Regions from separate parts of the Homo sapiens genome. Here all the other regions are linked to region 1. Evidence: read pairs that join two places in POLR2A ChIA-PET (ENCODE). Cell type or tissue: endothelial cell of umbilical vein. All regions are shown on one strand.

Region 1 (4,000 bases):
TTCAATTTTAAAAAAGCAACACATAAACAAAAACTTAATTTGATATAAAGGTATCAAGTAGATGTAAGGGCAAAAGGTATCCAAAATCTGAAATGTTACCAAAAGCACTGAGTTTTAAATTCCTCATTTGTTAATGAGTATAATAATGTTAAAATATTGTTGTGACTTTTAAAGTATATGCATAAAAGCAGTCAATAATCATGCATTAAGGGATTTCTCAGCTCTTAGGCCTATATAAAATAAGGCTTTGGAAACAAGGTACAAGTTGTTATAAGCCCTTAGAAGCCACTTTCTTTGTGGTGGCATTCCTCTGAAGACCCCTTTTTATCCGAAGTTTGAAATGGTGAGCAAACACTGATAATAGGAAAACAGTTCTTTAAATATGTTTATAAAGATTAATAAAATTATAATGCACCAGTTTTTAATAGGCACACTGAGATCACAGTCACTGAAGATGACTTGGAAACTCAGAATGGAGACAATTGAAAATTGTACATATGTTGCTCTGTTAGACATCTACTTTTCTTGACCACTAAATTTTGGCCCTACTACTCATTTTTTTAAAAAAATGCAGTTTGTTTTCAAGAGCAAAACAGTTGTTTAGTAAATTTGCATTGCTGAACATTCAGCACAGATGTAAGTTTCCTTCCCTCCACTGTTTTTTTTCAAAAGTAGAAATAACTTTTGTAATAAATAAATAAGTAAATTAATTAATTAATAAGCTGTGGGTTCTATCATGTATCCACTTAGTCCCTGGTACTGTTTCTTTTCTCTGAAATATTAGGAACTGGCTGAAAAGGCAAATGTTATTGGAATAGTTAGTATTCTAGTATGCCAAGCATTGTAGGGAGTGCCAGCTAGCAAGGTGGGGCATCCGGGAAGCTGATAGAACACCAACAAATGAACATATGACTAAATGCTGTTGTTTAAATTTACCTCTGGGGAATCAGTCTATGAAGTTCCATGGTGACCTTTCATGTTGTCTTTATGGTTACTATGAATTTTCCTTTCACTCTTTGTTTCCCTTCTGCTTCTATTCTTGATCATAAACCTGGAATAGAGAAAAGGGAAGATTTTTTTTTCTTTTATCAGTGGCAATGAAGATGACAGAATAAAGTAACAGGTTAACTTCAGTTCACACGAGAGGGGTACTAAATTTCACTAGAGGTAGAGTAAAAGTATTGGATTTGGAATATATTGGTCTATATTACTCTAAGTTTAGGTGTTTCACTCTTATCACATTTGAATCTTTATGAACAGCACAAGACAGTCCTGTGTTTCATATAGCTGGGTCCTGTCAATGTGTGCTTCTCTGTAAGGCTGTGATTTATTTGCATCATGAAGAATTGAGTTTCTTTATGAGTAACGTATTACATAATAGGCAAATTAGTTAAGTTTGTATTTCAGTTTTTAAAAATCCATTTAACAGTGGTCAAAATATTAAAACCAAGTAAATATCCAGTAAAATTCTTATCTCTAGAAGATTACAGGATCTAATACCACACCCTTACTTTAGATGGCTGAGACACATTAGTCACTTTTAGTTCTTTCCCAGGCTTTACTTTACATTTTTGTTATTATGCCAGCTCTTTTCCTTGTTTTGCCAATTAATTTATGTTTTTGTCACAGTTTGTGCCATTGTTTGCCTTATCTTAGAACCAAGGAATCTGGGAAAAGGTTCAAGTCTTTTTAATGTGGGCTTTTCCAAACCTGAAGTTTCCTAGATATGAGTATATAGAAATAAACTGGAATGTGGTATTAATACAAAACCATATATTTATGTCTCTGTATACATCTTATATTTATGTGTTTAGATAAAATTTACATGTGTTTTCTATATAAGTTTATCATTCGATTGATATATATACACATAATTATAATGTAAAAATGATTTTTCCTTTTGAAGTGAATAAATTAATTTTTCCCCTTTGAGGTCAGTAAGTATCTTCAGTGCTACCCTGTGAAGTTGCTTTTTGAACAATTTATCTTTTTTTTTTTTTTGTTTTGTTTTGTTTTGTTTTTTTGAGACGGAGTCTCGCTGTGTCTCCCAGGTTGGAGTGCAGTGGCGCGATCTCGGCTCACTGCAAGCTCCGCCTCCCAGGTTCATGCCATTCTCCTGCCTCAGCCTCCCAAGTAGCTGGGACTACAGGCGCCCGCCAACACGCCCGGCTAATTTTTTGTATTTTTAGTAGAAACGGGGTTTCACCGTGTTAGCCAAGATGGTCTCGATCTCCTGACCTCGTGATCCGCCCGTCTCGGCCTCCCAAAGTGCTAGGATTACAGGCGTGAGCCACCGCGCCCGGCCGAACATTTATCTTAAATAATGTGGTAGCTATTAAATTCCATTACTTGGAGTATTATTTCCAGGTCTTTTTGAAAGCCAGCTATCCTTTTTTTTTTTTTTTTGATAAATAGTTGAATTGAAATTAAAAGGCAAAGTCCCTCCCTCCTGAAAGAGACTGCCAGAAATCAGTATGATACTTACTTATTCCTCATTGTCTAACAGTGTTTGGAGATTGTTAATCATATGTAATATAATGTTCCAATATTATTTTTGGCATTATATACCAATAGCTATTTTCTGTACAATAAACTATTCATTATTATGCCTTAAAAAACATTAGCCACTTAAAACTTTTTGTTAAAATTTGGGGAATTAACTCTTCTTGTGAGTAAAGTATTAACAAACCTCCTTCTGTATGGAAAGATTACAATGGGTTAGCCTTCTACTGCTGCTTCTGATAAAAGTAAAAATGATCCCTGATTGGTAACCTACCTTGGGACTGGGAAGAGTGTGGATGGATCATAAATACTGCTGGGAGCTATAGCTTTGGGCTTCCCATAGCATATTTCTTCTTACTGGGTATGTCCCTCCTTGTGTTTAACACCTGACCTGTCTGTTTTGGAGCTGGAGAATTGTCTCTGAACTCCTACTGAAGAGACATACTTGATGCTGTCCTGCTGACATGCTGTGTTCCTGGCCTGCATCCTTCTTCAGAACTAGTCTGTGTCACATTTTGGCCCATTGAATCTTGTTAGTTTGATTGCCCTGCTGAACCCAACATCACTGCTGCTGGTTGAGCAGAATAGGCATTATACTATCATAAATATTTAATATGAAAAGTGTAATAATAATAATGATAATAATAACAGGTAATTCTTCCTTTATTTTTCAGAAATGTGTTACGGATGAGTGTTTCTTTTTTGAACGATTGGAATCTAATAACTACAATACTTACCGGTCAAGGAAATACACCAGTTGGTATGTGGCACTGAAACGAACTGGGCAGTATAAACTTGGATCCAAAACAGGACCTGGGCAGAAAGCTATACTTTTTCTTCCAATGTCTGCTAAGAGCTGATTTTAATGGCCACATCTAATCTCATTTCACATGAAAGAAGAAGTATATTTTAGAAATTTGTTAATGAGAGTAAAAGAAAATAAATGTGTATAGCTCAGTTTGGATAATTGGTCAAACAATTTTTTATCCAGTAGTAAAATATGTAACCATTGTCCCAGTAAAGAAAAATAACAAAAGTTGTAAAATGTATATTCTCCCTTTTATATTGCATCTGCTGTTACCCAGTGAAGCTTACCTAGAGCAATGATCTTTTTCACGCATTTGCTTTATTCGAAAAGAGGCTTTTAAAATGTGCATGTTTAGAAACAAAATTTCTTCATGGAAATCATATACATTAGAAAATCACAGTCAGATGTTTAATCAATCCAAAATGTCCACTATTTCTTATGTCATTCGTTAGTCTACATGTTTCTAAACATATAAATGTGAATTTAATCAATTCCTTTCATAGTTTTATAATTCTCTGGCAGTTCCTTATGATAGAGTTTATAAAACAGTCCTGTGTAAACTGCTGGAAGTTCTTCCACAGTCAGGTCAATTTTGTCAAACCCTTCTCTGTACCCATACAGCAGCAGCCTAGCAACTCTGCTGGTGATGGGAGTTGTATTTTCAGTCTTCGCCAGGTCATTGAGATCCAT
Region 2 (4,000 bases), 72 kb before region 1:
ATAGGTCTACTTTATGTATTAAAAAACTACAAAGTTCATTATAGAGTTATATCTGGCAATGATAGGCTTTCAATAATTTATTAAATAAATGTATCTACTATCATTTCTTTTTACTAGCCCCTATTGATAACCATTTATATTGCTTATTTTCAGTCTTTTGCAACCACAAGCAAAGTTCAAGCACATATGTACATACATCTTTGGGCACATGTATGAATATGTCTGTAGAATAAATTTCCAGAAAGGAAAATCCTGGATCTAAAGGTATACTTATCTCAAATATTGAAAGTTATTGCTGATTAGACCTCCCACCAACAGTGAGAGTAACTGTTACTTTATACTACTGCTATAATTATTAAACGTTTTAACTGGGCCCATCTGAGTAGAAGAAGAATAGATCTCATTCTAGGTTTAATTTGTACTTTTTTTACTCACATTTTAAACATCCATTTACATTTCTTTTTCTACAAACTACCTCTTTATATACCTTTGCCCATGGATCTTTTCTCATTGACAGTTAAGATCTCTTTCTGTATTTAGAAGATTAGCTTTGATGTCAAAGACACTGTGTATTTTCCCAGTTTGTCCTTTGTCTATTACTTTGTTTAGAGCAGGGCAACACTGGTGGTGAGGACTTGCTTTCCACAACCAAGGAGCAGTCTGCCCCAAAGATAAATTCAAATTCTTGCTTCTTGCAAGGTTGCTTTAAAATGGTAAGTTTTTTCCTCCTAGTATTGGCATATTTTTAAAAAAAAAGCCTTGAATTCAGAGTCAGGATGCCCCTTTTAATTAATATCTAAATAAGAACAAATGAACAATGAGATCAGAATCTCTGTAATCTGAGTACGTTACACAGAAGATAAAGAATAACAGGGCCTTCCTGGAAAGGGCCATCTTTGTAACATGTTTATTATAAATAACAATTTATATGAATGAACTTAATGTAGGAAACACTCAGCTCCTTTGATTCAATAGCTCCTCCAATGCAACTCTTAGAAAAGTGTTGGGCTAATTAAAAAAAATATAGAACATATGAATAAACATAATTACTTCTAGCATCATTCTCATTAAAAGGTTAAAAAACCTGGGCCCGGTGCGGTGGCTCACGCCTGTAATCCCAGCAATTTGGGAGGCTGAGGCGGGTGGATCACCTGAGGTCAGGAGTTCAAGACCAGCCTGGCGAACATGGAGAAACCCCGTCTCTACTAAAAATACAAAAATTAGCCAGGCATGGTGGCACATGCCTGTAATCCCAGCTACTAGGGGGGCTGAGGCAGAAGGATCATTTGAACCTGGGAGGCAGAGGTTGCAGTGAGCCGAGATCATGCCACTCTATTCCAGCCTGGACAACAGAGTAAGACTCCATCTCAAAAAGAAAGAAAGAAAGAAAGAAAGTTTAAAAACCCAAGTATTTGTGGTTACCTAATGGCCCTCTAGGAAGCTGCAAAGATGATTTAAGAGTAAAAGACATCATGAAGTTTTCATTTTTCTCACTTTTCTGAACTTAGGGTTTGATCTTGGGAAGGCAAAATCAGTCTATGAGCTGAGACTAGTCACTTGATTATTATAGTCACATAGATCAGCAGTCCCCAACCTTTTTGACACAGGGGACCGGTTTTGTGGAAGACAATTTTTCCATGGATAGCATGGGGCAGGGGGTGGGGTGGGGGATAGTTTCAGGATGATTCAAGTGCATTACATTTACTGTGCAGTTTATTTCTATTATTATTGCATTGTAATATATAATAAAATAAATATACAACTTACCATAATGTAGAACCAGTGGGAACCCTGAGCTTGTTTTCATGCAACTAGATGGTCCCATTTAGGGATGACAGGAGAGAGTGACACCTGAAATGTGTTGTTTATGTCCAGTCTACTCTGTAATCTCATTTTGGTTGCTGTCACTGCAGAAAACTCTATTTCACAAAGATGGCATGATGGAAATGGAAGCAGGCTTTTCATTGCTTTTGTGACAACCTCAGGATATTTCGCCGTGACTTTAGTCCAGAACGTATGGAGATTTGAAGTCAGATCAAACATACTTTTAAGGCCACGGTCATTTGCCATCTCCAGCAGCTGATCCTCTTCCAGCATGGACAAAGTCGATTCCCCTGGCTTATCCACAAATGGGTGGCAGATCCTTTCCTTCCCAGTTCAGGGGTCTTTTGTGATTGGGAAGTAATGCTCAAAGTCTTTTGAAATCCGAGATAGGTGATCATGCACCAGCTGGGAGAAAGAAGGCCCTGGCTCAGTCTCTTTCCAAATTTCTGCTAATGTCTGAAACATGTCAGAAATCCCAATGTTCACTGTTGCCCACATAATTCCAGTTTGGCTTTTTTTTTTTTTTTTTCCAGACGTAGTTTCACTCTGTCACCCAGGCTGGAGTGCAGTGGCATAATCTCGGCTCACTGCAATCTCACCCTCCCAAGTTCGAGCAATTCTCTTGCCTCAGCCTCCCGAATAGATGGGACTACAGGTGCATACCACCACGCCCGGCTAATTTTTTATTTTTAGTCTAGACGGGTTTTCGCCATGTTGCTCAGGCTGGTCTCGAACTCCTGACCTCTAGTGATCTGCCCGCCTCAGCCTCCCAAAGTGCTGGGATTACAGGCGTGAGCCACTGTGCCCAGCCCTAGTTTGGCTTTGAATGCAGCCACTTTACCTTACAACTTGAAGTTGTTGTTCTGTCTTGGAGTGACAGATTGAGTTCATTAAGCAGGCTGAATATGTCACAAAAGTAATCAAGTTTTGTGACCCATTCTGTGGCACTAAAATGTGCTGCCAGTGGTGACTTTTTTCTAAATGCCTGCAGCGGCTCTTGTAACTCAAAAACTCTGGCCAGTGATCTACTTTTAGAAAGCCATCTCACTTCTGTGTATAAGAGAAGACTTGTGTGCTCTGTGTCCATCTCCTCACAGAGCTGTGTGAACGGATGTGAGTTAAGGGTATGTATTTTAATGTGGTTGATAATTTTATCAACATCCTGCAAAATGTTGTTAAGTTCAGGTGACAGTTTTTGACTAGCCAGCATTTCTGTATGGATGACACAGTGTCTTCTGAATGTGACACACTCACATTCGGAGTGACATCTTTGACCCAAGTAGTGAAATCAGAAAGCTATTCAGTCATGGCAGCCACTCCATCCATACATATGCTGGCACAAAATGACCAATGCAGTTTTCCCGATATGTAATCATTCAAAGACTTTAATAGTTCTGCAGCCATGGTGTTGGTTGGCAACAAAAGTGCATACAACATATCTTCATGCACATCCTCTTGAAAAACATGGCATTGTCCCCTGTTGTCAATATCTCTGGAGTCATCAACCTGGATTGTGTACCACAGTGACTCATTAATCCTCTCTAAAATTGTGACGCAATATCGTCTGCTATTTTATCATTTCGTCTAGTTATGGTGCTAGCCAAAAGAAGAACATGTGCCGCCTTTTGAACTGCAGCCTCTCCTAAAAGTTCACAGCAAATATCCTTAGAGCAGGCAGGGTCAACTCTTCACCAATAGTAAAGGGCTTCTTAGCTTTAGCAATGCAGTTAGCCACTAATGAAGCTCTCAGTGGAGACACATTTGATGACGTGGTGGCCTTCGAAAATTGCTTCTGTTCATGTTCACATTGTTTTCTTTTTTTTTCTTTCTTTTTTTTTTTTTTAGACGGAGTCTTGCTCTGTTGCCCAGGCTGGAGTGCAGTGGCGTCATCTGAGCTCACTGGAACCTCTGCCTCCTGGGTTCAAGAAGTTCTCCTGCCTCAGCCTCCTGAGTAGCTGGGATTACAGGTGCCTGTCACCATGCCCAACTAATTTTTGTATTTTTAGTAGAGACGGGGTTTCTCCATGTTGGCCAGGCTGATCTTGAACTCCTGACCTCAGGTGATCCACCCGCCTCAGCCTTCACATTGCTTTCTTTTTTAAAAAAACTCCAAAGACTTGTCTTTTAATGCTTGGTCTCCATGTCACGAAGCAGTTTTTAAGGTTACCGGTTACGT
Region 3 (4,000 bases), 280 kb after region 1:
GTTGTTCAAAACCTCTTTGTAATTAATTTTCTTACATTAAATCACAAGGCCGAAAATGGAAAGTAAATATGTAAAAATGTAGAAAACTTAAATAGGTTAATAATTGTCAAAGATATTGAAATGGTAGTCAAAGCCCTCCCCAAAAACTAAACACAAACACTTGAATAAACAGACACACTTTCCTAAGCCAAATAGATTTTATAGGACATTGTTACCAGATTTTCAGGGGATGTAACTCCTGTCTCATATGGATGCTTTAAAAATAAAAAAAAGCCAGGATACTATCTGGCTAATTTTGCAAGGCTTGTACAACCCTAATTCCAAAAGATAGCACAAGAACAGAAAAGTATAGGTCCACCACACTTATCATTACAAGTGTGGGAATTCTAAATCAAATTTAGTGAATAAGTCCAATGGTTTTTTTTTTTTTTTTTTTTTTTTTTTTTTTTTGAGTCGGATTCTCACCCTGTCACCCAGGCTGGAGTGCAATGGTGCAATCTCTGCTCACTGCAACCTCTGCCTCCCAGGTTCAAATGATTCTTCTGCCTCAGCCTCCCGAGTAGCTGGGCTTACAGGCGCCCACCACCACGCCCAGCTAATTTTTGTAGTTTTAGTAGAGACAGGGTTTCACCATGTTGGCCAGGCTGGTCTCAAACTCCTGACCTCATGATCCGCCTGTCTCAGCCTCCCAAAGTGCTGGGATTATAGGCCTGAGCCACTGCACCCAGCTGGTAATTTTTTAATATAGTATTTTATCTAAGGAAGTTAAGGATGGTTTAACATTTAAAAAATCAAAGAAATTCACTATATTAATGGTGAAAATATGTAATAGGCAAAAAAATTATATAATTGTCTAAAAGTATGCTTTGAAAAGCATTTGATAAACTTTAACTATATAATTAAAAGTTTAGAAAATTAGGAATAGAAGGAAACTTTACAAACTAGTTATATACAAAAGCCTACAACAAATATCAATACCAAAGCTTTAATCAAACTTTATACAAAGCAAGACAAATATATATTCTTGATATAGATCTGACTAGTCCAATAAGAAAAAAAAAGTGAAATAAAGGTGGACAGAGAAATGGTGGAGCAGAAAAGAGAAACTAAAATAGATAAAATAGTCCTTACTTGGAAGTTATACATTGTCTATGTGGGCAAATTATTAGAACTAGAAGAAGCAAGCTATATACTGTCAATAGTTTCAAGCTATATACTTTCAAGCAAGCTATATACTTTGAGTATACTTTCAGTAGTTTTGTTTTTCCAGATTTAGCAGTGACTACACTTCAAAATTCACAGCAATTACAAAAAGTATAATGCATTTAAACATTAACCTAACAAAAAATTATAATAGCTTTATGGAACAAATTACAGAACTTTACTAAAGGACGTAAATGAAAACTTGGTTAAATGAAGAGCTATAACATGTCTATTGGTGGGGCACATAACAACATAAAGATACCAATTCTCCCCAAATCCAATTCCAATTAAAATTATAATAAGACTTTTGGGGAGCCTCAGTTAACTGACTCTGATGTAGAAAAAGTTTCTTAGATAGCTAAGTCTATTTTGAAATGTATCAGGAAGAGGGATGATTTTTTTCAACCACATTTTAATCCATATTTGTAAAAGTAATATGGAACTGGCATAGAAACAGATGATTACACTAACGAAACAGAAGAGACAGGTCAAAAACAGAACCATGGTGGGGAAAAGGAATGTTGCTTAGTAGGTTCTTGAAGACTGGTTTACAAAATTTTAAAAATAAAGTTGGGCCCCTACTTCACATCACATACCATGTGAACTCCACAGAGAACAAGGACTTAAAAGTGACAGGTATAACCACAGAGCTAATAGAAGAAAATGTAAGAGAATATTTTTCTGATCTTTTTTAAAAAAAATATATATATATATATTATTTTGAGACACAGTCTTGCTTTGTCATCCAGGTTGGAGTGCAGTGGCACGATCACGGCTCACTGCACCCTCAACCTCCTGGGCCCAAGCAATCCTCCCACCTCATCCCCCTCAGGTAGCTGGGACAACAGCTGCATGCCACCATGCTTGGCTGATTTTTGTAGAGATGGGGTTTCACCATTTTGCCCAGGCTGGTCTTGAACTCCTGGGGTCAGGCAAGCCATCATGCCCAGCCTATTTTCTAATCTTGATATGAGGAAGAACTTCTTAAACCCTACTGCAAAAGCACAAACTATCAGGGATACATTTTTTTTTGCTTTACATTGTCAAAACTAAAGATTTTTGTTCAATGATTAAAGAGTAAAAAAATTAACAGAATAGTGACAGATTGGAAGAAGATATCTGCAGTGTCATAAGCAGACGAGATAAATATGTAGACCATAAGAAAAATGCTTTCAAATCAAGAAGAAACCAATATATACAAAAGCAAAAGTTGTTACTAGACAATTCATGGAAGGGACTCCTTACTGTCTAAGTGTATAAAGAGAGATGTTCAACCTTATGAGGAATTAGAGAAATGCTAATTGAAACAACATACCACTTCCCATCTATTTGGGAAGAAGTTTTTGAAAAATCAGTTGGTAAATCAAAATATAGGTGAGGATTTGGGGTAATGAGGACATTCATGCACTGCTGGTTGAAATGCAGGCTGACACAGCTGGTCTGAAGAGCAATGTCACAGTCCTTTGTAAAAGTAAATATGTTTATAACTTGTCACCCAGAAGTGCCATTTCGTGTACATATTCTATTGAAACACATTTCAGCTTGATAATGTTGTGTATCCCAGGATGTTTACTGTGGAAGTGTTTCTGGTAGTGTGGGGTTGAGGACAACTTAAGTGTCCATCACTATGAGAATGGTCAAGTAAAATGCAACGGATGCATCCTGTGGAACGTTCTGTAACAGAGCAATAAAATAAATGTTCAGGCAATGCCCTCCAGCCAGAGACTCCTGGGAACATACACCTGGAGTGGAACAAGTTGGGTTTATTCCTCCTTGTATGGAGGGGTAATGCACACCTTGCAGAACTGGGGGTGTCTTAGCAAGAGGATGTTAGGAGGGAATTATAAGAGCTGAGCTTGTATGAGATGATATGGGGGAGAGCTTAAGAAAGTGGGCATTGTACTGGATTGCTTACTTTCAGGAGGCAGAGACAACACCATGATTGATTATCTTAATTAAATCATCTGTAAGGAGGGAAGAATTGAGTGAAGCTAATGGTGTAATTGGTAAAGAAGCAGTCACTCTTACTAGCTGGAACTGGGAATATATGTTTATTTTGTGGCTTGGAGAGTGTTCATATTTTGTCCATACCTGAATATGCAGCGGTCTTGTTTTTGTCTTGATCTGTTACTGTCACAGAGTGGCCTCGTCTAATGTTGCTGTTCTGTGAAATTGTTCATGTTCAACAGAATACCAAGTGAGTCTCAGACCAGCTCATGATAACATAAAGGCCATGCTAGTAATACAATACCAGAGCAGCTCTCAAATATCCCTTCTGTTTTTCAGTACTACAACAATACACAAGATCTTAAAAATGTAGTAGTGATTATTAAAAAGGGCTTACAGCAAGTCCTATAACATAATATTATTTATATAAATTACAGACATAATAAATAAAACAGTAGTATGTATTATTCAAGGATGAATATATGTATACAAGACCCTATACCAAATACAAGGGTTTTCATCTCTAGTGTGGTCGGACGGAAGGGGCCAGTAGCCAATATTGGGGGTGAAAGGAAATATTAAATAAGAGAAGAGCCTTGTATGGACCAATGTGATAGTGTGCTATGTAGATTGAAAACTATGATAATTCATTTTCAGCAGCTAAAGTCTTAAAACAAGTCTACACTTCTGCAGAAAAGTGGTAAGGGAAAGAGTGGGAGAGGACCTGTAGCCCAGCATCTTATCTATATTTACTACTCTTGCCTTGTGGGAGGTGGGGGAAGGGGGAGGAGGAGGAATACCTTCTTTAAGCTTTTCCTAAATGTCTTACATTTCCCCCAAAAGGAATGAG

The links. ChIA-PET counts read pairs that join two places held together with the same protein. Peaks named below come from ENCODE experiments on the same cell type or tissue, not always from the same donor. Only the 100,000 strongest peaks of a DNase experiment are listed, where the experiment ranks them.
Region 2: POLR2A ChIA-PET joins it to region 1 with 5 read pairs; 5 of 35 experiments call an interaction of 5 or more read pairs at or near these places.
Region 3: POLR2A ChIA-PET joins it to region 1 with 5 read pairs; 2 of 35 experiments call an interaction of 5 or more read pairs at or near these places.

The regions. Positions count from the first base shown.
Region 1 is chr4:122,889,035-122,893,034 of GRCh38, forward strand. It overlaps FGF2 (fibroblast growth factor 2), which reads left to right. Exons shown (of 3, transcript NM_001361665.2): 3 at 3,177-4,000. The coding sequence ends at 3,362. It overlaps NUDT6 (nudix hydrolase 6), which reads right to left. Exons shown (of 5, transcript NM_007083.5): 5 at 3,543-4,000. The coding sequence ends at 3,794. Among named protein-coding and RNA genes, the nearest start is that of NUDT6, 32 kb to the right of the region's middle. In endothelial cell of umbilical vein, no CTCF peak of the experiment used is centred here; a DNase peak (open chromatin) is centred at 1,547; H3K27ac peaks cover 1,608 bases.
Region 2 is chr4:122,816,861-122,820,860 of GRCh38, forward strand. No RefSeq gene overlaps it. Among named protein-coding and RNA genes, the nearest start is that of FGF2, 8.0 kb to the right of the region's middle. In endothelial cell of umbilical vein, no CTCF peak of the experiment used is centred here; no DNase peak of the experiment used is centred here.
Region 3 is chr4:123,172,924-123,176,923 of GRCh38, forward strand. The region is part of intron 14 of AFG2A (AAA ATPase AFG2A); the gene reads left to right. Among named protein-coding and RNA genes, the nearest start is that of SPRY1, 220 kb to the right of the region's middle. In endothelial cell of umbilical vein, no CTCF peak of the experiment used is centred here; no DNase peak of the experiment used is centred here.